3 separate regions of the Homo sapiens genome follow, and regions 2 and 3 are each linked to region 1. The links are chromatin loops, found by intact Hi-C in ENCODE. Cell type or tissue: heart right ventricle. All regions are shown on one strand.

Region 1 (8,000 bases):
AAATTGTTTCTTCTTGAGGAAATAAACGAGCTGCGCCATGCAGAACTGCGCTAATCCAGATAACTCCATCTGGGTCAACAGTAAATGAGGAAAGTGCTCAGTTCTTAACATTTGACAGTTAGAGCAGATCACAGTACTCAAGGATTTTTTTTTTTGTATGAACTCCATCTGCAGCGTTTTCTACACACACACACACACACACACACACACACACACACACACACACAAAGCAGTCACGTGCATGTTCATGTACTTTGGTTTCTTCATTTGGAGATAATTTAAAATAGGCCAGGTGCGGTGGTTCACACCTGTAACCCCAGCACTTTGGAAGTCTAGGTGGATGGATCACCTGTGGTCAGAAGTTTGAGACCAGCCTGGCCAACATGGCGAAACCCCATCTCTACTAAAAATACAAAACTTAGCCAGATGTGGTGGCGCACACCTGTAATCCCAGCTACTCAGGAGGCTGAGGCATGAGAATCACTTGAACCCGGCAGGCAGAGGTTGCAGTGAGCTGAGATCACACCCCTGCACTCCAGCCTGGGTGACAGAGTGAGACTCCATCTTAAAAAATAAAAATGAAAAATAATCTCCAAGGAGCCTATAAATACATTACCAAACCTATGAAACCTTTCCCACCAATCTTGGCCTTCATTTCCCTCCTCTCCCCTCCCCTCCTCTCCCCTCCCCTCCTCTCCCCTCTCCTCCCCTCCCCTACCCCACCCCACCACTCCCCTTCCTTCATCCCTTCCTTCCTTCCCCTTGCTATGTTGCCCAGGCAGACCTCAACCTCCTGGCCTCAAGCCATCCTCCCACCTTAGCCTCCTAAGTCACTGGGACTACGGACACTTGCCACTCCACCTGACCTCTGGCCTTTATTTTCACTCTGCTGAACTCCCAAACCAGGTGTGTCTACAGCTCACTTTGTCCTTAGCACAGGCAGCCTCTTTTCTTTGTTTTGGGGGTTGTTTTTGGAGACAGTCTCGCTCTGTCAACCAGACTGAAGTGGAATGACATGATCACAGCTCATTGCAGCCATGATCTTCCCATCTCAGCCAGGCTCAAGCGATCCTCCTGCCTCAGCCTCTGCAGTAGCTGGGACTATAGGCATGCACCACCTATAGTCACACCCAGCCAATTAAATTTTTTTTTTTTTTTTTTTTTTTTTAGAGAGAAGAGTCTCAGTATGTTAGTCAGGCTGGTCTCTCAAACTCCTGACCTCAAGTGATCCTCCAGCCTTGGCCTCCCAAAATACTGGGATTAGAGGCATGAGCCACAGTGTCCAGCCCGTGTCTTTATTTCTATTGTATATGACTGTTCTTCTCTGTACGAGGATAACAAGTCCCCAGTCTTATCCCTCCATGCTCCTTCCAAGTGCTGGAGGCCAAGAGGAGAATGAGGCTGTCTTCCTCCTCTCCTGGTCCCCTCCCTGCCAGGCCACCCTGGGTGGGCTGTATTCTTCCAGGGAAGGCAGATTCCTCCAGGCAACCCTCCCCTTGACTCTCTCTCTGGGCTGGGGAATGAGCTTTCTCCTCTTGCTCCTTCAGGCCTAGGAGAAGTAAGAGTCCCTGTCCCTGGACTGCAGCATCCCTGGAAGTATGATCAAAACCCTGTCCAGTCCCATGGAAACTCTGCAGTGCCTTTTATTAAGCTTCCTGTATTTCCAGCTACAAGATGCCATGTCTTCTTAATCCAGACCCTGACCGAGAAAACCATTAGGAGATGGCTCAGGAGTATTTCTCCTTGTTCCAGCTGAAGCCCAAATCATCCTTCAATGATGGCTCTGACTCTGCAGGTTGCCCAAGACAAGGAACCCAGAAAACAGGGCTTTTGTGGACGAGGCAGCCATGAACCTGCCCTGTCTCGAAGGTTCTTTGGGGATTAATTGTTGGGACTGGGGATAAGCGTTTCTGTTTCAGGACTTCTACCTCCAGAAAAGAACAGAGGGAGGTTGGAATCAGAGGGCAACAGAGCCACTAAGATAATATGTGAAAATGCTCCCAGGAAAGTCAGAATATGGGAAAATCTGATGACAGCGAGATACTGAATGAGAATTGTTTTTAATCCGCCAGGAAAGGAAGTGGCTCTGGGGAGAGCCACTGAGGAGCAAATCTTTTAGGTGAAATGTGCTAAGAAAGGGAACTTAGGAAAGGTTTTGCTTTGGTTTTTGTTAGTTTTTACAAAGAACTAGGGCTTTGCTGATTATGTCATTGAAAAAATATGTATTGGCTGGGCGCAGTGGCTCACGCCTGTAATCCCAGCACTGTGGGAGGCTGAGGCAGGAGGATCGCTTGAGGCCAGCAGTTTGAGACTATTCTGGGCAGCACAGCAAGATTCCATGTCTACAGAAATTTTTTTTTACATAATTATCCAGGTGTGGTGGTGTGCACCTGTAGTTCCAGCTAGTGGGAGGCTGAGGCAGGAGGACTGCTTGAACCCAGAAGTTCAAGGCTGCAGCAAGGTATGATTGCACCACTGCACTCCAGCTGGGGTGACAGAGTGAGACCCTGTCTCAAAACACACACACACACACACACACACACACACACACACTGCCCTCACAAGTTGGAGCATACTTACATTAAAGGCTTTATTGTTACCTGATTTGAATTAATTAGGCATCCTGTGTTTTCCCTGGCAACCCCACCCAACGCGCAGTGTCTCTGGTCACAGTGCCTGGAAGGAGCACATTGGGGCCTCACAGCTTCCAGGCAATTGCACAGGAGGCAGCTCAAAACAGTAATCAATCTTGGGAAATTTTCCTGATTTCTGTTTTCATGTTTACATTTTTATTAGAAAACAAAAAGCATTGCCAAAAGTGGATGTTTACAATTGCTTGGGGGTAAAATATTACTATGATTCCTGATTCTTGCTGTACCAAGTATCGGGGATGATTAGGGAGAAGAAATCCAAGAATGCTTTCATTGGAAATTCAGGAAAAAGTTTACACCTTGAAGAGGGCAAGGCTGACGTTCATATGCAGCCTTTTGACTCTCTCGCCCCCTAGTGGCCATATGCCTAAACAGGGGTTTGCGTTCCTGCTGGTGACAGTTGCGTCCCCTTGGACTTCTCCATTGCACTAACTCTGCAGTAAGTGAAGTAATAATAAAATACATAGGAAGGTGAAGGTCCAGGCATATCTAAGCCCCAAAACCAGTCTGAGCGGTGCGTAGAGACAGGGCCGAGGTGCAGATGCTGCGCTGCTCCCCTGTAGCCTCCAGCTGTTTTATGGGGCTCCTGGGCTAATAGGGGAAAATCTGGCTTCACACCCTGGGGATTGAATCTGCCTAGAGTTGGTTGCCTTTATTTACACTCATTTACCCAACAAATATTTCTGGAGTGCCTACTATATGCCAGGCACCGTGCCAGGTGCTAAGCATCATTACACTTCACATCCTTCACTACGATATGGAGTTAAACGAAAGAGTTTGCACAGAGTTCTAGAAATTGTACCCAAAGCAAACTGAACACACAGCTAGGCACAGGCAGAAATTTGAGAACTGTGAGGGGATCTATATAACCAATGACCTTTTAGTTAAACTAATATCCCTGCCACATCCTTTCTTTATAACTCATATATACACGGTTTCAGCATCTTTTTTGATAAATGGTCATTAGACTTCTTGACAACTATTTATAATTCGGCACCCAGTAATCAATCAGAGTTGCATATGGTACAAAATTAATGCCATGTGATGTGCCTGGAGCCATTTCTGACTTATGGAAAAAAGATGGTGTTGGCAGAATGTTGAATTTTCATCCCTGTTTCTAGAACGTGCAATGCTGACTTGCTGACATTGAAAGAATGTACCAACAGAAACCTATTAGAGCAGTGAACTTGTTTTGGAAATAGTTGGGTTGGGCCTATTTGTGGTAGCACTGACCAAAGTCAATCAGGGAAAAGAACTGAGGCGGAATGTTGAAACATAACCTGAGTTTGTTCAGCAGTCTGGAGCATCTCCCAACTTCCACTACCCTATGTGCAATTTAATTTCTACATCCTGCCAATTTTACTTCCTGAGTATTTCTCAAAGCTTTGCCTTCTTTTTATCTTTATAATTCCCTTAGTTTCAAATCTCACATATTTTTTCCTGAATTACTGTAACAGAAACTTTATTGTAATCTCTTTTCCTGCTTCTCTCAAATCCATTCTCCACACAGATTTATCTCAAACACAAATCTGATCATGTCCTTAGTCTGCTATTGTCTTGTTCATGACTCCATGGTGCTTGCAGGACACAGTTCAAGCTTTTTGTGCATGAAATGCATGGACCTGACACCTGTCCTGGTGCGCGGAATGCATGGGACGGATAGTTGTCCTGCCACATCCACCATCATTCCATCATCTTTCCTATCACATCCCTCCTGGGGTTTTGCAGGTGCTCTGAATTGGTCTGTGAGCCTATTGAGTGAATATCCAAACATATGCATCCACCTCTGTGCTGTGTTGCTTATGAGTTTTCTCCTTGGTAAACCAGGTAACCCTGATGTGACCGAATGCCATTATTCAAAACATGTTATGAGTCTGTGTTGTTTTAAAGAGTCCCATTATCAGTGGGTAATATTTCTGTCCGATTCCAGAAGCTTACTGCCCTTCTCTTCCCCACTTCTCAGCTACAGAGAATTCTTCAGCTAATTCTCTTTGGTGTTCAGGATTTCATTAATCGGATTCTGACCTCAACATAAAATGGAAATGTTTGGGATACTGGGTGGGCGTGGTGGCTCATGCCTGTAATCCCAGCATTCTGGGAGGCTGAGGCGGGTGGATCACCTGAGGTCAGGAGTTTGAGACCAGCCTGGCCAACACGGCAAAACTCCATCTGTACTAAAAATACAAAAATTAGCCAGGCGTGGTGGTGCAGGCCTATAATCCCAGCTATTTGGATGGCTGAAGCAGGAGAATTGCTTGAACCCGAGAGGCAGAGGTTGCAGTGAGCCAAGATCGTGCCACTGCTCTTATCTCGAAAAAAAAAAAAAAAAAGCATTTACTCAGGATCTGTGTGTGCCTCGGGCTGTGGTAGGAAATGGGGATTCAGAGACAATAAAGCTAGTCTTACTCCTTGGTGACCTCATAAATCTCATGAAAGAGGCTCACATATAAGCAAAGAAAGTGCGACAAATGTTCAAAAATCTACGGCTTCTCTGATCAATGTCAACATCCTTGGCCTCCACCACTGGCAAACTGGGGCTTAATAGTTTTTTGAAAAACTGAAGGTGTGAGTGAGTAACGAGATGGATGAATTGATCATCTTTGGCCTAAAGCAGTACTCTCCGAACTACTAGGCCTTAGGAGGCAATGTTCAGTATTACATGAACAAGCCAGGTGTGGTGGCTCACGCCTGCAATCCCAGCACTATGGGAGGCTGAGGTGGAAAGACCAGGTGAGGCAAGGAATTCAAGACCAGTTTGGGCAATATAGTGAGAACCCATTTCTATAAAAAATTTGTAGAAAATTAGCCAGACATGGTGGTGTGCACCTGTAGTCCCAGATACTCAGGAGGCTGAGTTGGGAGGACCACTTGAGCCCAGGAGTTTGGAGGAGTTTGGGGCTGCAGTGAGCTGTGATTGCACCACTGCACCCCAGCCTGGGTGACAGAGAAAGACCCTTTCTCAAAATAGAAAAGAATTAAATAAACAAAACATTTTACATTTTAATAGTTATATATTTACTATACAGGATGTAAGAAAATATGCAACTGTTTTATCAAACCCAGAATCTAACAATAATATAGATGAGAGGAAGCTTAATATTTTAAGCAAGTCAGTATAAAGTTAATACTAATATAAATGGTAAGAATTTGACCCAATTACCTCTTAAAGACCCCACCTTTCCACATTGCCACACATTAGTGATTAAGTTTCAACATGAGCTGTGGCGGGGACAGACATTCAAACTATAGCCGAAGAGAAATTGTTGAAGTTTGGGAAACAAAGTAATTTTCACTGTTTCCTTTTCTTCAGGTTTTATTCTTTCCCCAAATTCAGCCTACAGTTGACTGTTTTATGTGCAACCAATGGCAATTTTTAACTATGGAATTGAAACCTTTGAAAAGATAAGACAAAGCTGTGTGTGTATGTGTCTGTTTTTAAAGATGAATCAAACTGTGTTTATTATTTATTTTATTTCATAAGTGATTCTGTAAACTGACCACGTGAATGTCCTGATTTTCATAGATTATGACTGGCTCAGGTGACAAGAAATAGACATACTAATAACCTAAGAACCTTGGGTTATTATTTATATTTGGAAGTAAGGAAAAACAGGAAATGGCTTTCCCAAGCCTCCTGAGCAGCATTTAGGAGACATTTTATATATTTTTATTTATATATTTATATACATATTTTAGGATAACATTTAGGATACAGCAGTAGTGGCATCAGGCTGACAGAAACTCTGGGAAACCCACAGTACACTGTCCTTCCCCCCCATGCACCCCTGCCCAGGCTTCAATGTCTCCACTCCTGCTTCCTTCTCTACCTCCTGCTGCTACGCGGTCTGCTCTGCTGATCTCTCTCTTTCTCCTTTTCTCTCTTTCTTTGGTTTGTGTTGCCTCATGGCTTTTGGTTGCTGTCACTTTTTTCATTATTTTTTAATTTTTTTTTTTTTTTAAGAGATGGGGCCTCGCTGTTTCCTAGGCTAGAGTGCAGTGGAGCTATCAGCTCACTGCACTCTCAAACTCCCGGGCTTCCGGCTAATTTTCTGAAAATATTTTTGTAAAGATGAGGTCTCGCTGTGTTGCCTGGGCTGGCCTCAAACTTCTGGGCTGAAGTGATCCTCCCACCTCAGCCTCCCATGTAGCTAAGACTACAGACAAGAGTCACCAAGCCACCATGCCACTGAGCCACTGTGCCACTGCACCACCTGGCTATGCTTGCTGTCTTTGTGCACCTCAGCTTTCGCCTGCCATACTGCCTGCATCTGGGGTGACCAACTCAACCCAGTTTTCCTGGGACTTTTCCAGTTTCAGCACCAGGCCACACCCAAAGTCATAGGTGAACTGGGATGTTTGGTGACGCCACCTGTATCCCTTCGCTATATATTTCATATTCGAATTCTGTAAAGGAGAAGAGGGGAAATCTGACTGGATCTCTTTGTCCCTTGTCCAACCCGGGGAGCATCTGAGCTCTTCCAGCTGAGCCTACTGATTGCACCAGTCAAGCTTGGGGGTGATGAAAGGAAGCATCCCCAGCTGCCTTTCTCAGAAGGGGCCTGTGAGCAGAGTGAGCCTGGGAATATCATCAGGTCCTGTAGTCCATTTTCCACACCAGTTTGTATCAGTGCTGCTGCTGAACATGTTGGGTGAAGGTATGTGCAGATGAGAGGTGGCAGTAGGGGGCAAGCAGAAACAATTTTAAAAATCATTGCAGCAGCTGGGTGCCATGGCTCACACCTGTAATTCTGGCACTTTAGGGGGCTGAGGTGGGTAGATCACCTGAGGTCAGGCGTTCGAGACCAGTCTGGCCAACATGGTGAAACCCTGTCTCTACCAAAAATACAAAAATTAGCCAGACGTGGCGGCACGCACCTGTAATCCCAGCTACCACGGAGGATGAGGCAGGAGAATTGCTTGAACCCAGGAGGCGGAGGTTGCAGTGAGCCAAGTTCCCAAGACTGTGCTCCAGCTTGGGTGACAGAGCAAAACTCCATCTCAAAAAACAAAAAAATTCGTTGCACCTTTTTTACTTTTATGAACTCAAGCGTTACACAAATTAGGCTCCTAATATAGTGTTATGGAAACCCTGGCCCAACCAGTCATTAAATATTTTATCCCACTCAATATTGTCCAGTTCAGAGATTGTAAATTTTGCAAAAGGGAGTGTTTACAAAGCAAAACGATGTCATCTGGGAAATGAAGAATGTTAAGCTCTAGCAGCCCTGGGGAGAAACACAAAATGCACTTCGGCTTAGGGCAGAGAAGCTTAGCCATCAATACTTTGTAAATCCTGGAGGGCTTCCTCTACCTCCTGCATGCCAGCACCCCCTCTACCCACTTGGCTCC
Region 2 (8,000 bases), 110 kb before region 1:
TTAGAATGAGTTGGAAGCTACTTACATTCTAGTGTCCCTTGTTGTAGAAGCTGCACCCTTACCCACCTGGCCCCAGAAGTGCTTCTTTGACCTCACAGGATCAAGTCTACTAGAGGCACAATATTGACAAATCTGCTAACCAGTTAAGATGGGACTCAATCTGGCATTCATGTCGCTGGAGGTTGTAAGGGAAGATGAAAAGATGCTTTCTGCTGCTGAAGGTGATAGTGCTTTGTCCCCTTTTGTAATTCAGCCTCTGGTTAGGAATGACTGATGGCTGTGGATAACTTCACCCCAGAGGAATTCACTGTGCCTCTTCCCCAGGATGCCAGCTGGGCCTTTGTTCTCATTGTTTTTGGACATCATTTTTTTTTCTTTATTTTTATTTTTTATATTCCAGGGTACATGTGCAGGATGTACAGGTTTGCTACATAGATAAAAATGTGCCATGGTGGTTTGCTGCACCTATCAACCCATCACCTAGGTATTAAGCCCAGCATGCCTTAGCTATTTTCCCTAATGTTCTCCCCCAAACCCCCACCCCTAACAGGCCCCAGTGTGTGTTGTTCCGCTCCCTGTATTCATGTGTTCTCGTGTTCAGCTCCCACTTATAAGTGAGAACATGCGGTGTTTGGTTTTCTGTTTCTGTGTTAGTTTGCTGAGGATGATGGCTTCCAGCTTCATCTGTGTCCATGCAGAGGACATGCTCTTTTTCCTTTTTATAGCTGCGTAGTATTCTATGGTGTATATGTACCACAGTTTCTTTATCCAGTCTATCATTGATGGGCATTTGGGTTGATTCCACATCTTTGCTATTGTGAATAGTGCTGCAATGAACATATGTGTGCATGTATCTTTATAATAAGATGATTTATATTTCTTTGGGTATATACCCAGTAATGGGATTTCTGGGTCAAATGATATTTCTGGTTCTAAATCTTTGGGGAATTGCCATATTGTCTTCCACAATGGTTGAACTAATTTACATTCCCACCAACAGTGTAAAAGTGTTCCTATTTCTCTGCAACCTCACCAGCAACTGTTGTTTCTTGACTTTTTAATAATGGCTTTTCTGACTGGTGTGAGATGGTATCTCATTGTGGTTTTGATTTGCATTTCTCTGATGATCAGTGATGTTGAGCATTGTTTCATATGTTTGTTAGTGCTTGTATGTCTTTTTTTGATAAGTGGCTTTTCATATCCTTTGGGCATCAACATTTTTAATGTGTTTGCTATTTGGCATCTTGGCTGCCGTTTTGTAATTTTTCATCTTATATGAAATTGAGGCACATGTGAGATACTGAAATCAACCTTTTGTAGAGGAGCAGGATGGGAAACAAGGAGGAGCTAAGGGGCCTTCTCAGGGACACTCTGTTGCTGCTGTCTTTTGTGCCACAGATGACTATTATCATGCCTCATTCCAATCTTGGGCTCTTGGCCAATGTGGGCACCATGGCACAGAGGACATTGCTGGTGCATGGGTGTCACCAAGTTCAAATCCAGGCCCTAATGTTCACTATTTGAATAGCCTCCAGAAATTTATTTCATCTCTTGGTGAAGGTATTGGTTTTATGAAAAAGTGCAATTACATAAAATAAGAGGAAGTGCTCAATAATTGCTTGCTAGCCTTGTGGCTTAAGGTTTAGGGTAATCTGTGGTTCTTCATATATACACATACATATATGCTGGCAAAGAATTAATTTCCACATTCTTATCTAGCACTTCTTTGCAATGGAGAAATAGCACTTTAAATTTTGGAGTACTTTGACACACATTTCTAAATATGTTTTCCATCCAATGTTAATGAGATTATGGTGGCCTAATAGGTGAAGGCATTGAGTGAAATTTAAAGTAAAATAAAATTATAAAATTACTACATTAAGAACATGCAATTAACTAGATAGTGGGGAGAGGGAGAGGGAGGAATTGAGGCTGCCTCCTAGATTTCTGCCTTGTGTAATGAGTGCATGATGATGCAATTGACCAAGCCAAGGACCACCAGGGAATAGCAGGTCAAGCAAGTAAATGATCAGTTCCTTTGAGGGCCTGTCGCATTTCAGGCATCCTTGGAACACCTGAAGATGTCTAATGAGGAGCTAGGCTTCAGGAGAGAAACCTAAGAGCTAAGAAAATATTACAGAGAGTTGTTGAGGTCTTTTCACTTGCTCTCCCTCTGGTCTGGAACACTGTTTCTCCAGGTATCTGCATATTTCACTCCCCATATCCTTCAAGGTCTTTGCTCAAAACATCATCTTTGCAGTAAGACTCTCCTGGCCACCCAATTATAAATGCAGAATGCTTGCTACCCCAGCTCTTCCTCTCTACCTTCTTTGTGCTATATTTTGACATAGTAGACATAACATTATCTAACCTACTATATATTTTACTTACTTTCACTTATTTGGTTCACGATGTTTCACCTATTAGAATGTAAGCCCCACGTGGGCAAGGATTTTTGTGTTTTTGTGTATTTCGTTTACATCTCTATCCTCAGTAGCCAGAAAGGTACATATAATCACTCAAGAAATACTTGTTGAATTAGAGAATGTGCCCTTCCTATGTGCCTGACACGAAGTGCTTTTTGTGTATTATCTCATTTAATCCAAGTAAGCAATGGGTTTATAGATAGTAATGAGAGCCATGAAAATGAATGAGATTTGCAAGGAGAGTATTTAACAAAAAAGAGAAGACTGAGAGCAGAGACCTAAAGAATACTATTATTTTAGAGACTGGCAAGGGAAATGGACCCTGCAGAGGAAGTCACAAAAAGCCACACAGAGAGGAGGAGGAAAACCAGGCTACTGTGGTGCTATGGCAATGAACTGAGGGAACATTTCCAAAGGGAGGAAGTGATCCAAGGTGTCAGACTAGGTAAGGAGCAAAAAGTAATTGAGAGAGAAGTACAAGCAAAGCCCCTCTGCCTTCCTTTGCCGCATCTGACTCAGATTCACTGCCGACAAGCCTCTCACCAAAATAGGTAGAACTATTTTTATTACTATCTCCTCTGACAGAGTATATTGCAAAGCTATAAATGGCAGAGTTTACTTTTTTTTTTTTTTTTTTTTTGAGACGGAGTCTCGCTCTGTCGCCCAGGCTGGAGTGCAGTGGTGCCATCTCGGCTCACTGCAAGCTCTGCCTCCCGGGTTCACGCCATTCTCCTGCCTCAGCCTCCAGAGTAGCTGGGACTACAGGCGCCCGCCACCACGCTCGGCTAATTTTTTTGTATTTTTAGTAGAGACGGCGTTTCACCGTGTTAGCCAGGATGGTCTCGATCTCCTGACCGCGTGATCCGCCTGCCTCAGCCTCCCAAAGTGCTGGGATTACCGCGTGAGCCACCGCGCCCGGCCCAGAGTTTACTTTTAAGCAAGACATAGATGATGATAGATAGTTCAGTGGTTCGCAGACTTTGGAATTTCATAAACTGATAACATTTGAGGGGTTTAAGGGAGTCACTGAAATAATAGACCAACTTACCAGTCCTCTGAATCATTCTACTCAATTCATTAAGGATGACCTGACCAGAGGAAACGAATAAACTGAGAATTGTTCAGGAGATGTGAAACCCAGTCAAGACCATTTGTCTTGCCTTCTGGTCTTCAGTGCAAGTCAAAAGTCTTATTGGAAAGGGTAAGATTTCTAGCCCACGGCCACCAATAATGGGCCCCATTGTGGGTACTGTGTCTGCCCTGCTACTCTGTTCATCATGGTGCCCAGGAATAGCCTGGAAAGTCTCTAGCACCCTTGACCATGAATATCTATCAGCCTCTTCACCCCATACCACAGATAAATACACACAATTTCAGTTAAAAAAAAAAAAGTGCTGGCTGGGAGGCATGGTAGCTCACGCCTATGGTCCCAGCACTTTGGGAGGCTGAGGCAGGCAGATCGCTTGAGCCCAGGAGTTTGAGAGCAGCCTAGGTAACATGGCAAAATCACGTCTCTACAAAAAATACAAAAATTAGCTGGGCATAACTGCATGTGCCTGTTGTCTCAGCTACTTGGGAGGCTGAGGTGAGAGGATCACTTAAGCAGAGGAGGTTGAGGCTGCGGTGGGCCAAGATTATGCCACTGCACTCCAGCCTGGGCAACAAAGCGAGACCCTGTCTCAAAAAAAAAAAGTGTTTGTTGAGTCACTTTAAGACAAATCCCCTGACTGCTCCTCCCTGCCCCACTACACACCCCCACCACACAGAAACACCCCTGATTGATGCCCCTCAGCCTCCTACTTAGAAATTGGAGCACCACACCTGAGCAGGTGAGATTCTATGTGACATGGTGCCTGGTCTTGATTGTTAATAGAGGAAGGCTTTAAAAGGAGATTACTAAAAACAGGGTGGAAGTGACTCTGAAAAGGAGCCTCAACAAAGGGAGGCTTTTATCTAGGGTCAGCTCTGCCTTCAGCAGTTGAGCAAATGAAACATTCCTTTTGCTTTTGACAATATTTCAAACTGGAGTAGCCACCCTCATGTTTTGAGAGTACAGACACTCGTTCATTATCAGACTGACATTAGCCAGAATATTTTAATGTCAACAAAGACATGTGAATGATTGTTGGCCTGATTATTTCTTATGTCCCCTTTGGAAGTCTCCATGTGTATCAGATTTTAAATAAGGAATACTTCCAGGTTGATTTTGTTGTTGTTGTTACTGTAAGAATTCTGAATCTTATCAAGGATGCAGTCTAAGTGAACTTGGAAGAAAGCTTTAGTTTCATATTTTCTGGCTAATGTTCCATAAATGTCATAACTTGGCTGTTTAATGGAGAGTATGTTTTTTTAAATGTAATAAATTTGCCAAACATTAATGAAGGGAAGAAGAGAGAATAATGGAGAAATGCCATCTCAAGCTTGAAAACATCAAAATTAGCAATAAAAATAGAAGTTTCTTATCAGGAGTGGGAGGGAGATCATTATAGGCATTAAAATAGACACAGTCTGATCTTTGCTCCTGGTTTCCTATGAGGGACTCATGGGGTAACCTTGACCCAGCAGTTCCACTGCTTCATGCCTGTTTCCTCCATTTGTCCCGTGGGAACTGTAATATTCATTTGATTAAGTAACATTTAGATTTCCAGCTGGTACAGGGAAGTTGTAACAGTCCTGCAGATGACATGGCCTTAGGTCATCCTCATGCCCCCATTGTCCAGTATGGCTCTGAGCAGAAGACTCGTGTGATATTCATAGTATCCAAATTCAGTAAGTCTACTCATCCTTAAATGAAAGCTGCTTTGTAGGAAAATCTCTAACACCAATGATGACTTAGAATGGGAGAAAAAATTAGTGAGATTTAGTTGGACTCAGAAAAAAATTTAAGACAGTAGTTTTATTACTTAGAAAGATTCATGTTAACTAGGATCAAGTTAAATCCTGGCCTAATGGCAATTTTTTCACAGAAACTACTTTGACACATCTTTAAGAATGGTCTGTTTTTAATATATTGTCTTTGCATTCTTCTGAAGGTGCTTCTAAAGTGAGGGTTCATGAAAACTGCCTTACATAATTTAAGCTTTCTTCTGCAACCATATGTACGGTGTCATTGGTTTACTAAGAAATTATTTTAATGTTAAATTTTATGTACTTTTTAAAATTCTTAACTAGAGGGGCCCAAATACATGAGGTTTTATTATTGTGGTTCTTTTATGTTTTGTTACAGGTTTTCTCTGCTCACAGAGTGCTTGGCAAACATAATAAATGCTTGAGTTAACTGATAAATAAATGAATTAGCGAAAGGCTGTAGATCTAACCCTCATAGTTAGCCTTACTTTATTCTATGTGTGGAGACAGAATCCCTGATCCTGAACACCCATTCAATACCATTTGCAAAGGCCATTTGTACAGTCTAGCCCATGAAGAAAAGCATATGACTGCAATGAGATGTGGGGTTTATTCCATCGTGGTAGTCTTCTTGCTCACAGTGACAGACTTCAGCACTCTTTCCACACTTATGCATTCTAATCAAAGAGTTAGGGAATGCGTACACTTCCTGCCTGCAGCGGTGTTAGAAAGAGTGTGTCGTGGATTTTCTCTTTATGCCAGATCAGAGCTGTGGTGGCCTCCCAAGCCTTCCCATGATGAAAAGTAAATAGAGCAGGGCATCTACCAGATTCCCAAACCAAGTTAGTGGACCATCCATTGCAGATGGTAGCCCAAATGAAGTAGTCCTTTCTCTGGGCTTACTGGGCCATTCCCATTCCACATCTCACAGTGGTCCTACAACTATATTGCATACAGTAAACTCTAAGGGTTATGTAGATAATGAGTTCTTTTTTCATGCAGAAGAAGCTAATGACTTTGAGAAGTCAGAGATGCCTGGAGGCACATGGATCTCCTCTGCCCAGGCTCAAGGAACATCCCAAACTTGTGTCCTCCCAGGCTCTGTTTTTTTAATATACATATATATATATATATATACACACATATATGTGTATATATATATATATATTTATTATACTTTAAGTTCTAGGGTACATGTGCACAACGTGCAGGTTTGTTACATATGTATACATGTGCCATGTTGGTGTGCTGCACCCATTAACTCGTCATTTACATTAGGTATATCTCCTAATGCTATCCCTCCCCCCTCCCCCTACTCAACAACAGGCCCCAGTGTGTGATGTTCCCCTTCCTGTGTCCAAGTGTTCTCATTGTTCAATTCCCACCTATGACTGAGAACATGCGGTGTTTGGTTTTTTGTCCTTGCGATAGTTTGCTGAGAATGATGGTTTCCAGCTTCATCCATGTCCCTACAAAGGACATGAACTTATCATTTTTTATGGCTGCATAGTATTCCATGGTGTATATGTGCCACATTTTCTTAATCCAGTCTATCATTGTTGGACATTTGGGTTGGTTCCAAGTCTTTGCTATTGTGAATAGTCCGCATTAAACATACGTATGCATGTGTCTTTATAGCAGCATGATTTATAAGCCTTTGGGTATATATCCAGTAATGGGATGGCTGGGTGAAATGGTATTTCCAGTTCTAGATCCCTGAGGAATCGCCACACTGACTTCCACAATGGTTGAACTAGTTTACAGTCCCACCAACAGTGTAAAAGTGTTCCTATTTCTCCACATCCTCTCTAGCACCTGTTGTTTCCTGACTTTTTAATGATTGCTGTTCTAACTAGTGTGAGATGATATCTCACTGTGGTTTTGATTTGCATTTCTCTGATGGCCAGTGGTGATGAGCATTTTTTCATGTGTCTGTTGCCTGCATAAATGTCTTCTTTTGAGAAGTGTCTGTTCATATCCTTCGCCCAGTTGCTGATGGGGTTGTTTGTTTTTTTCTTGTAAATTTGTTTGTGTTCTTTGTAGATTCTGGATATTAGCCCTTTGTCAGATGAGTAGACTGCAAAAATTTTCTCCCATTCTGTAAGTTGCCTATTCACTCTGATGGTAGTTTCTTTTGCTGTGCAGAAGCTCTTTAGTTTAATTAGATCCCATTTGTCAATTTTGGCTTTTGTTGCCATTGCTTTTGGTGTTTTAGTCATGAAGTCTTTGCCCATGCCTATGTCCCGAATGGTATTTCCTAGGTTTTCTTCTAAGGTTTTTATGGTTTTAGGTCTAACATTTAAGTCTTTAATCCATCTTGAATTAATTTTTGTATAAGGTGTAAGGAAGGGATCCAGTTTCAGCTTTCTACATGTGGCTAGCCAGTTTTCCTGGCACCATTTATTAAATAGGGAATCCTTTCCCCATTGCTTGTTTTTGTCAGGTTTGTCAAAGATCAGATAGTTGTAGATGTGTGGCATTATTTCTGAGGGCTCTGTTCTTTTCCATTGGTCTGTATCTCTGTTTGGGTACCAGTACCATGCTGTTTTGGTTACTGTAGCCTTGTAGTATAGTTTGAAGTCAGGTAGCGTGACAAAGGATGTAAAGGACCCTTTCAAGGAGAACTACAAACCACTGCTCAATGAAATAAAAGAGGATACAAACAAATGGAAGAACATTCCATGCTCATGGATAGGAAGAATCAATGTCATGAAAATGGCCATACTG
Region 3 (8,000 bases), 200 kb before region 1:
AAAAGTATCTTCATTGGGATTAATTCATTGATTATAAGCAAGGCAGAGAGAGGAGGAGAACTATTTGATTAAATGTATTCTCTTCTAACCTCAAAGGTAAATCATGCAACATATATCCCAACCAAGCAAGGGCTAGAAAAAGCTGCACACACGTTAAGGGATTGGACTTTCAAGTTTCATCTTTCTATTTGTCAGTTCTGCTTAAATCTTTCCCTTTTCTACTTCTTTTCATGAAGGCCTCAAAAATCATTTTTGTCTCTTTTCAGCAAAATAGTATCCTTCACCATTAAATTATTGATGTTAATAATCTTTTTTTAATGAGGTGGATTTTTATTCATGCTCAATCAAAAGAATCCACACCCTTCTCCTAATTCAGTTTCTGTGGGTGCTCCTCCACTCTTCTAATGATTAGTCATATCTTTGGGTGCTGGGAGAGAAAAAGATTTTCTAAAATATATTTTAGGAAAGCATGCACTTTGTTTTTTTCTGATTTTTTTCAAAGTAGGCATATCTGTTTAAAGTACCACTAGCTTTGCAAAAACATTAAATTACTATAGGAAGAGCAAAGAGTCATGAGCAAATAAAAATGTAAGGAACTGTGCTTTAATATTTTTAAATTGCTGCACTATGACATCTCTACAAAGGGTCCTAGTTAAAAAATAACTTGACTTACTGTCTTAGGGGTTGGCAGCCAGAGAGGGAGGAAAGGGCTATAGATTAAGAAAGTGGGTTATAAGAGTATAGAATTTTAGAGGTAGAAAGAACGTTGGAGAACAACCTAATATCCCAAATCCTTCATTTTATGAGCGAGGGAATTGCAGGCAAGTGAGATAAAGTGACAATAGAACTTGGAACCTACCCTTTGAAAATAAAGAGTTACAAGTGACTTTGTCTACACATGCAAAGCCAAGTGTGAAATGGTGCCTTTCTGCTTAAATGACATTTAGAGCCAGGATTGTCAAATTCTGCATCCATGTTGATTGGGTCATCAAACTAGTCGGGTATTTTCCTAATCTCTGCTAAAAGCCATGCTTTGCAAACCCAGTCTGTGGGTCTACAGCAAAATGCAGCTCAGGCCCTGCTCCCATGCAGCCACTTGAACAGCTTTTAGCATTGTACACTCGATTGTTCAGTTTTGTGCTGAGACACCATTTTCTTGCCATCCTGTTTCCATTGACTTCTCAGTTCTTTTTTCACGTAGCCCATCATGTACTGGCTAAGCACTCAGATATGCATAGCCCTGAGTTAAGTGGTTAGTGGGAACACGAAAGTACAAGCCAAGGTCCTGAAGGAGCTTATTCTCTAATTAAGAAATAAATGGATGCATGAAGAAGTGAGATCATAGATCCTGTATCTGCAAGTGTAATATATTCAGTGCTGTGGTTCAGAAAAGGGAGTAATCTCTATACACCGCCCTGGATTTGAACTGGACTGTAAAATGGGGTAGGTTCTAGATATATGTTCATATGTTCAGATATCTACATAGATTCTATATCTAGATATTCATATATCTAGAACGTATCTATCCGCATTTCACGTATATGATATATCAGTATATCACAACCATGACGTACGATATAATTACATGAAGCAGACAGGGAATGGCATTCTAGGGAAGGCGATAACATGCACACATACTTTAAGTTGGTAATAAACACCCCATATCCCAGTGTCAGATAGGAAAATAATCTGTTGGGGGCAGGGGGATTCATGATAGGAAGTAGCTGGTTGGGTGTGTTTTAGGAGAACTTGACTACTAGGCTGAGTACATTATCCCATTAAATATAGCAAGGCTGCTCATTACAAGCCTATGAGTAAGTCAACTTTTCATGGTGGAGAGTAGAGAACATAAATTGTCTTGCAATCCATTAATATTATGACATGATTACCTGGTTGCCCCCCAAAACGCATCATTTTATGGGCTCTCTTCTGGTAAAATTACTTTTCTGACTCTGTAACACCATAAAAGAATACTCCCCAAACCACAAAACTGAGACAACTAGAGTGCTTTGGATTTTGCTACCCATGTAGATTTATAAGTTTTCTTTTTATTGATAATTCATTGTGGAAATTACTTTGGCAAATATGTATTCAGAAGTCCATTCAAAAAGGAAAAACTCACTAAGTGAAGAATCTAAAAAGTTAATACAGCTCACAGAGCAGCCAAGAAATAGAAATAGAAATGGTGAGGCTTGAACTTCTAGCAAAGATATCAGTGTTTCACGTGATGGATCCAGAAGGAGATGCAATCCTTGCCTACCCCATTGCCATCTTTTCAAAGTCAAGAATGAGACCCAAGAGTAACAGGAGAGGGATGGAGGCTGACAAAGGCAAAGCAGCAGAAAGGAATCATTTAGAATATGCTCATGTCCTGATTTGAGGTTGAAGACCCCCCAGGATAAGAAGTGTTCTGCATGAGATATGTTTATTTGGCAAACAAGAAAGGCCAGAACAGGGCCATCATTTCTTTTTTTTTTTTTTTTTTGGAAGCCCTCGTGATGGGATAAGAAGGAACGCATCCCAGCCAAAGGTCTAGAAGGAAGCTTCAAGGTCAGGCCCTGATTTGACACAGGGCCCCTAACACTGTCAAAGTGGCATGCCTGTTGGCCCCTACAAATGCACGAGGAGAGTTTCTGTGTTGTGACAGAGTCACACTATTTATCCTCCTTCACTGAGCTTGCAACTCTAGGAGGGACACAAATGGAGTGTGAGGGTGGCAGGAGGAAGAAAGGCCACCCTTAACCAGCCAGATAAACTGAACCAACACTGCGGGACAATGGAATAAGTGATACCACCGCCAGTTTTACTTTCTTTTTCTTTGCTTATATGTCATTTAAGAGCCACTTGCAGTCACTTGTCCCCATGAACAAAGGTACTCTGATAGCTTCCTTTTTTTTTTTTTTTTTTTTGAGATGGAGTCTTACTCTGTTGCCCAGGCTTGAATGCAGTGGTGAGATCTCGGCTCACTGCAACTTCTGCCTCCCGGATTCAAGCAATTCTCCTGCCTCAGCCTCCCAAGTAGCTGGGATTACAGGCACCAGCCACCACACCCGGCTAATTTTTGTATTTTTAGTAGAGATGGGGTTTCACCATGTTGGCCAGGATGGTCTTGAACTCCTGACCTCAAGTGATCCACCTGCCTCGCCCTCCCAAAGTGCTAGGACTACAGGCGTGAGCCACTGCGCCCAGCCTGATAGCTTCCTTTTTATCCCCACTGGTGTAAGTTGACTAAACAGCAAGTCTTGAGGACTTTCATGGTCTTCTCTCCTCTCTTGTTCTAGGCTATTGCTTAGTCCCCTCATCCTAATCAGGAATAGTCAATACCTTCAGAAGCTCCATGGAAGATATCCAGGAGATTATCCAACTCTTTCAGATTTCCCAGAGTCCAAGAGTTTGGCTCTCCATAGCCCAGCTTTTTTTTTTTTTTTTTTTTGAGACAGAGTCTCATTCTGTTGCCTAGACTGGAGTGCAGTGGCATGATCTCAGCTCACTGCAACCTTCGCCTCCTGGGTTCAAGTGATTCTCCTACCTTAGCCTCCCAAGTAGCTGAAATTACAAGTGCATGCTACCACACCCAGCTAATTTTTGTGTTTTCATCAAAAATACATTTGGATTTTTAGCAGAAAACGGGGTTTCACCATTTTGGCCAGGCTGGTCTTGAACTCCAGACCTCAAGTTATCCACCCACCTCAGCCTCCCAAAGTGCTGGGATTACAGGCATGAGCAACCGCACCCAGTCTGTAGTCCACCTTTTGTAAGAGATGTGAATTGGGATGAGTCTTCCCGGTGTGCCTAAGTCTCAGCTCAGGCTCCTAAACATTCAAGAGAACAGAGAAACTGTCCTGAGGTTACAGGCCTTCGCATTTCTCCTGATGCAGTGGATGGGATAGCAAGTACCAAGGCTTAGCGACTACTCTAGCTTGTGAGCAGATCTGGGGATCCCTAGAGGGAAAGAGGAGAATGTGAATGATTTAGAGTCGTCTTTGGTCTAACCTGGTCATGACTGTGCTGTGTTCCTGACCTGGCTTAGAAAAACCCTCCCATTGACAAGCCTTTCTTGGTTTCTACACCATAAGTTGATGACTATTGAAGCTGAACATGACCTCAATGGTCTTTTAGTTGGCATATTACACTTGGGTTGGGGTGTGGATATGTGGGAGTTTGAGGGATGGGGATTAGGTAGCTGAGGACCAGGGACATCTGATGTAGTGGAAATCTCCTTTGTGCTGATTTTAGGTCTCAGGACAGTCCCACAGCCCAACACCACCTTATCCATGGGACTATCGTGATCGTTGGGTTCTCCGGATGGAGTCCTAACATCGCCCTTTTAAGCAGTTGCCCTTTCTTTCTACTACCCAGGTCAAGCTTTGGAGAAATGGGACAGAAAGTCAAGGAGAGTTTTAACTTTAAACTCAGCAGCCTTTTTTGAAGGTGTCGCTGTGGAAGCCAAGATCATGTCTGGGATTGACCCTAAGGTTGATGGAAGGTTTCTGAGCATAGTTCAGCATCATCCCACCAGGGGGCAGTAGGAAGCTGTGTGCACAAACCATTTCATCTTGACCAAAGTCAAATCCGAACCATACAACTTTTCTGTCCTTGAACCGGAGCTTCATTAAAACCCTTGGGCAACATTTCAAACTTTAAAACTGTAGAAACTTTTAGTGAATATGGAAGCATTGTTAAGCGTAGGTTGGATTTTCTCTTCATAACCAATACAGGATTCAATTTTGCTGGGAGCATGTCATCATTTATTTTCTTGTCTGAAATGGCTGTTTTTCACTGGTTTCAAGATCTGAAATATGAATGCATTATTTACAATTATGTAATACCCTTACCCTGAGCTGTAAAATAAAAATTAAAAAAACTTGCTTTTCCGTGTCTTTTAAAGTGTTGCCTCCAATCCATGTTATTAAAATTTAAAAGAGCCCAAGAGCAGCATTGGTAATAGCAGAGAACAGATTCACACTCAGATTCATTTTTGTTTAGCACTTGCCGTGTGCCAAGCATTGCCCTGGGAACTAGGAGTACAGGGGTGGCTCTGTTCCTCGGGGAGATCATGGTCTCCTGGAAGATCCTACAAAATAACAGAAGACCAAGTCCCCTGTGCTCTGGAGTAATTAGAATGCTGCTCTTAGCTTTTAGGCAAAAAGCTAATCAAATTGGTAAATGGGAAAAAGAAACACAATAGAATCCTTTCTGGAAAAACCACTGCTTAGGAAACCTGACATGTTCATAATTGCAGGATTTGGGGTAAAAACCCCTCAAAGCAAATTTCCTACTTTATCAATTCCATTACAGCCAATTATGGCCTGTGTGTGTGTGTGTGTGTGTGTGTGTGTGTGAGTGTGTGTGTTGTGTCTATATATAACGAAATTAGGGCAAATGGCTTCCTCATTATTAAGAGAGCATTTTTCCTTCCTACTTGAGTTTTCATTATTTCCTAAGTAATATTTTCTCAGTGCAATTTTGCAAATGTAAGATACCCGGGAATAGATACAGGTTGAAGCGGCAATCCAGGGACTGTCTCATAAAAGCATTGAGAAGTTTGGAAGCACATTAAGTTTTTAGATTGAAACAGCAATAAAATAATGTCACTGTGTTATGAACCAGGTGCTGCCTGCCTGCCTGATGTGTCTTGATTCTAATTAGTTAAACAGTAAAAATGGAGCCCTTATTTTTTTGGCAAGGTTAAGCGTATGGCTGAACATGCTCAGCACAGGACAGTGATTTGCAAACTCTGAATCCTGGTCCCCAGTCTATTCTTGACTTTGGGAAAGTCACTTCGCCTCTTGTTTCTTATTTCTCTTGAGTAAAATGGAAGCCATGAAACAGTCCATCTCACTGGGGTACCGTGATGAATGTCACAGATGATGGAAATATGCTTTGCAAATTCAAACTGGGGTTGAAATGTTGGTGCTAGCCCATAGCAAAGAGGTATGTGTCTGGTTTCATAGAGAAGCAACTCCCCTGCCTCCCTTTTTTGCCCACTTCTAGCCTCTGCATATGCCTAGAAGCACCAAGATCATTATTCAGCCATTTTTGCCCTTAAACAAACCAAATGCAGTCATTTCAAAGATATTCAGAAAGCATCTTGCCTTTATGCTCTTCAGGAAGCAGGAACCATGAAAATCAAGTTATTGTAGTTGTGCTTATGCGCCTTCTTGCCTCGGATTGACAGGGAAGGTATTGCATTTGGGGACCATAACCGCAAAATGGATTTATGATATAGGAAGGAGACAATTTCTCCATGTGGAAAGGGGAGCACTGGGCCGGTAATTCCTTGTGGTGAGTTTTTCTTCCCTAGACAGCAAACACAACGGCAGAAACTGTTATTTTCTTTTTTACTGTGTATCCAACACCTGTCACAGTGCCTGGTACACCGTAGCCCTACAGTAAATGTTCGCTGAAAGAATGTTGAGAAAAAAAATCCACTGTTTCACTTGAAACTGCTAATTGTCATACCAAAGTACTTGAAAACTGCATTTTCCATGAAGATCCTAAGTCATAAAACAACCATGAAATAATTGGAACTAATACTAATCCATTCATGTCTAAATTTATGTACAAAATTATAAAATTTTAATATATTTTAAAAGGCTTTTTTAAAAATGAACTTTAACTTTGATCTTTATTGTTTTTAGTAGATTTTTCTATAAGCCTGAATTCCCACAGTTCAAAAGAATGAAGAGAGATGCTAGTTTACCCTTGTATTGCGGAAACTCCAACAATACTTAACTAGCTCACAGGGGAAAATGGGATTTCAGTCACATGGTTTTTATTCTTATTTACTCCTGAGCATCCCAGTATTTTAAAATGTAAAGGCATAAAGAGGAGATACAAATGCCTTCAAAACTCACTGTTACTTCTTAGAAGCCCAGGATGACTTGAGAATTGAAAAACAGCACAGCTTCATGGTCTAACCTGTTTCGAAGGTGATTCCCAAGTCTCTTCTATGAATGCTTTGTACTGGGATTTCAACTGTTTGTGCTTTTAGTGTTTCTTAAGGAAGAAGCAGCCACATTTCATGATTCCTACCAACTTGCAGGAAGTTCTACTGTGAAAGAAGGATAAAAGAACTTAGTATTATTTTCAGGAGAAGGGTTACATTTTCCCACATTATCACATGTCCCCCCAAAAAGTATCATTGAAGGGAAAATTGAGGACTTCTTAAAAGAAAATAGAGTTTAAGGCCACTATGAAAAGAAATGCTTTAATTTTTTAATTGCTTGGGTCCATGTTCAATAAAGAGCTTCGCTAATCATTTTTCCTAATTACTTTGGCTAACTCACATTTGATGGGAAAAATATATATTGTGGAAACTGCAGTGAAATGTAAGTTGTTCTCCCATGTAATTAGTTTGTTCTGGGAGCTTATTTTTATTACAAAAATAATTTGTGGTAGGTAGCTATAGGAAGACGCTCAGGCTGGAAGGTTTCAGGATAATATTTTCTATGTGAAACCTTCTCTACCATGAGAAGTCATTTTATTCCTTGGAATTCAAACATATACTTTACATCTAATTCTAGATAGAGAGATGTAACAGACCTGGGCCTTTCACTGTCTGGCAGCATTTTGGTGGCCTTCTATCCATGGAGGGAATTAAAGGCTTCAGGCATCAGGGCCCTGTATATTCTTTCAGAGAACCTATCTCTGGGGCCCTGTTTCCCTTTCTTACTTGTGTCTCCCTCTCAGTGCCAGTTCAGTTATATGGGAGGTGTAGGGAATGGTGGAGGTTGGAAGAAGGGCACAGCCATGCCTATACCTGGAGTGATTTCTCCAGGGAACATTGACTGGTTTTGTTCATGGCTCCCTGAAGCCAGGAGGTATGGAGAAGGGGGCTTTCTTTTTTTTTTTCCCCCCAAAACTAATCTAACTGCCTGTTCTCTGAATCCCATTTATACCAACTCCCCAGGAATGTCCTCTCAACTATTTTCAATTTTACCCTCCGTTTGGCTCTTTCTCCTTTGCTTTCAAACATTAGTAAATTCACTTATATTTTT

The links. Hi-C counts contacts between places; a loop is a spot of excess contacts. Peaks named below come from ENCODE experiments on the same cell type or tissue, not always from the same donor. Only the 100,000 strongest peaks of a DNase experiment are listed, where the experiment ranks them.
Region 2: a loop joins it to region 1, with 2.0 times the contacts of the local background. A loop is called at or near these places in 2 of 110 quality-filtered maps.
Region 3: it touches region 1 in a loop (12-fold over the local background); 90 of 110 quality-filtered maps call a loop at or near these places.

Annotation. Positions count from the first base shown.
Region 1 is chr10:24,193,620-24,201,619 of GRCh38, forward strand. It overlaps a transcript of KIAA1217 not described here. Among named protein-coding and RNA genes, the nearest start is that of KIAA1217, 12 kb to the right of the region's middle. In heart right ventricle, CTCF peaks have their summits at 3,006 (motif pointing left) and 3,211; a DNase peak (open chromatin) is centred at 3,012; H3K27ac peaks cover 1,675 bases.
Region 2 is chr10:24,081,866-24,089,865 of GRCh38, forward strand. It overlaps a transcript of KIAA1217 not described here. Among named protein-coding and RNA genes, the nearest start is that of KIAA1217, 120 kb to the right of the region's middle. In heart right ventricle, no CTCF peak of the experiment used is centred here; no DNase peak of the experiment used is centred here; H3K27ac peaks cover 1,019 bases.
Region 3 is chr10:23,990,141-23,998,140 of GRCh38, forward strand. It overlaps a transcript of KIAA1217 not described here. Among named protein-coding and RNA genes, the nearest start is that of KIAA1217, 210 kb to the right of the region's middle. In heart right ventricle, CTCF peaks have their summits at 4,523 (motif pointing right) and 4,723; a DNase peak (open chromatin) is centred at 4,511; H3K4me3 peaks cover 386 bases.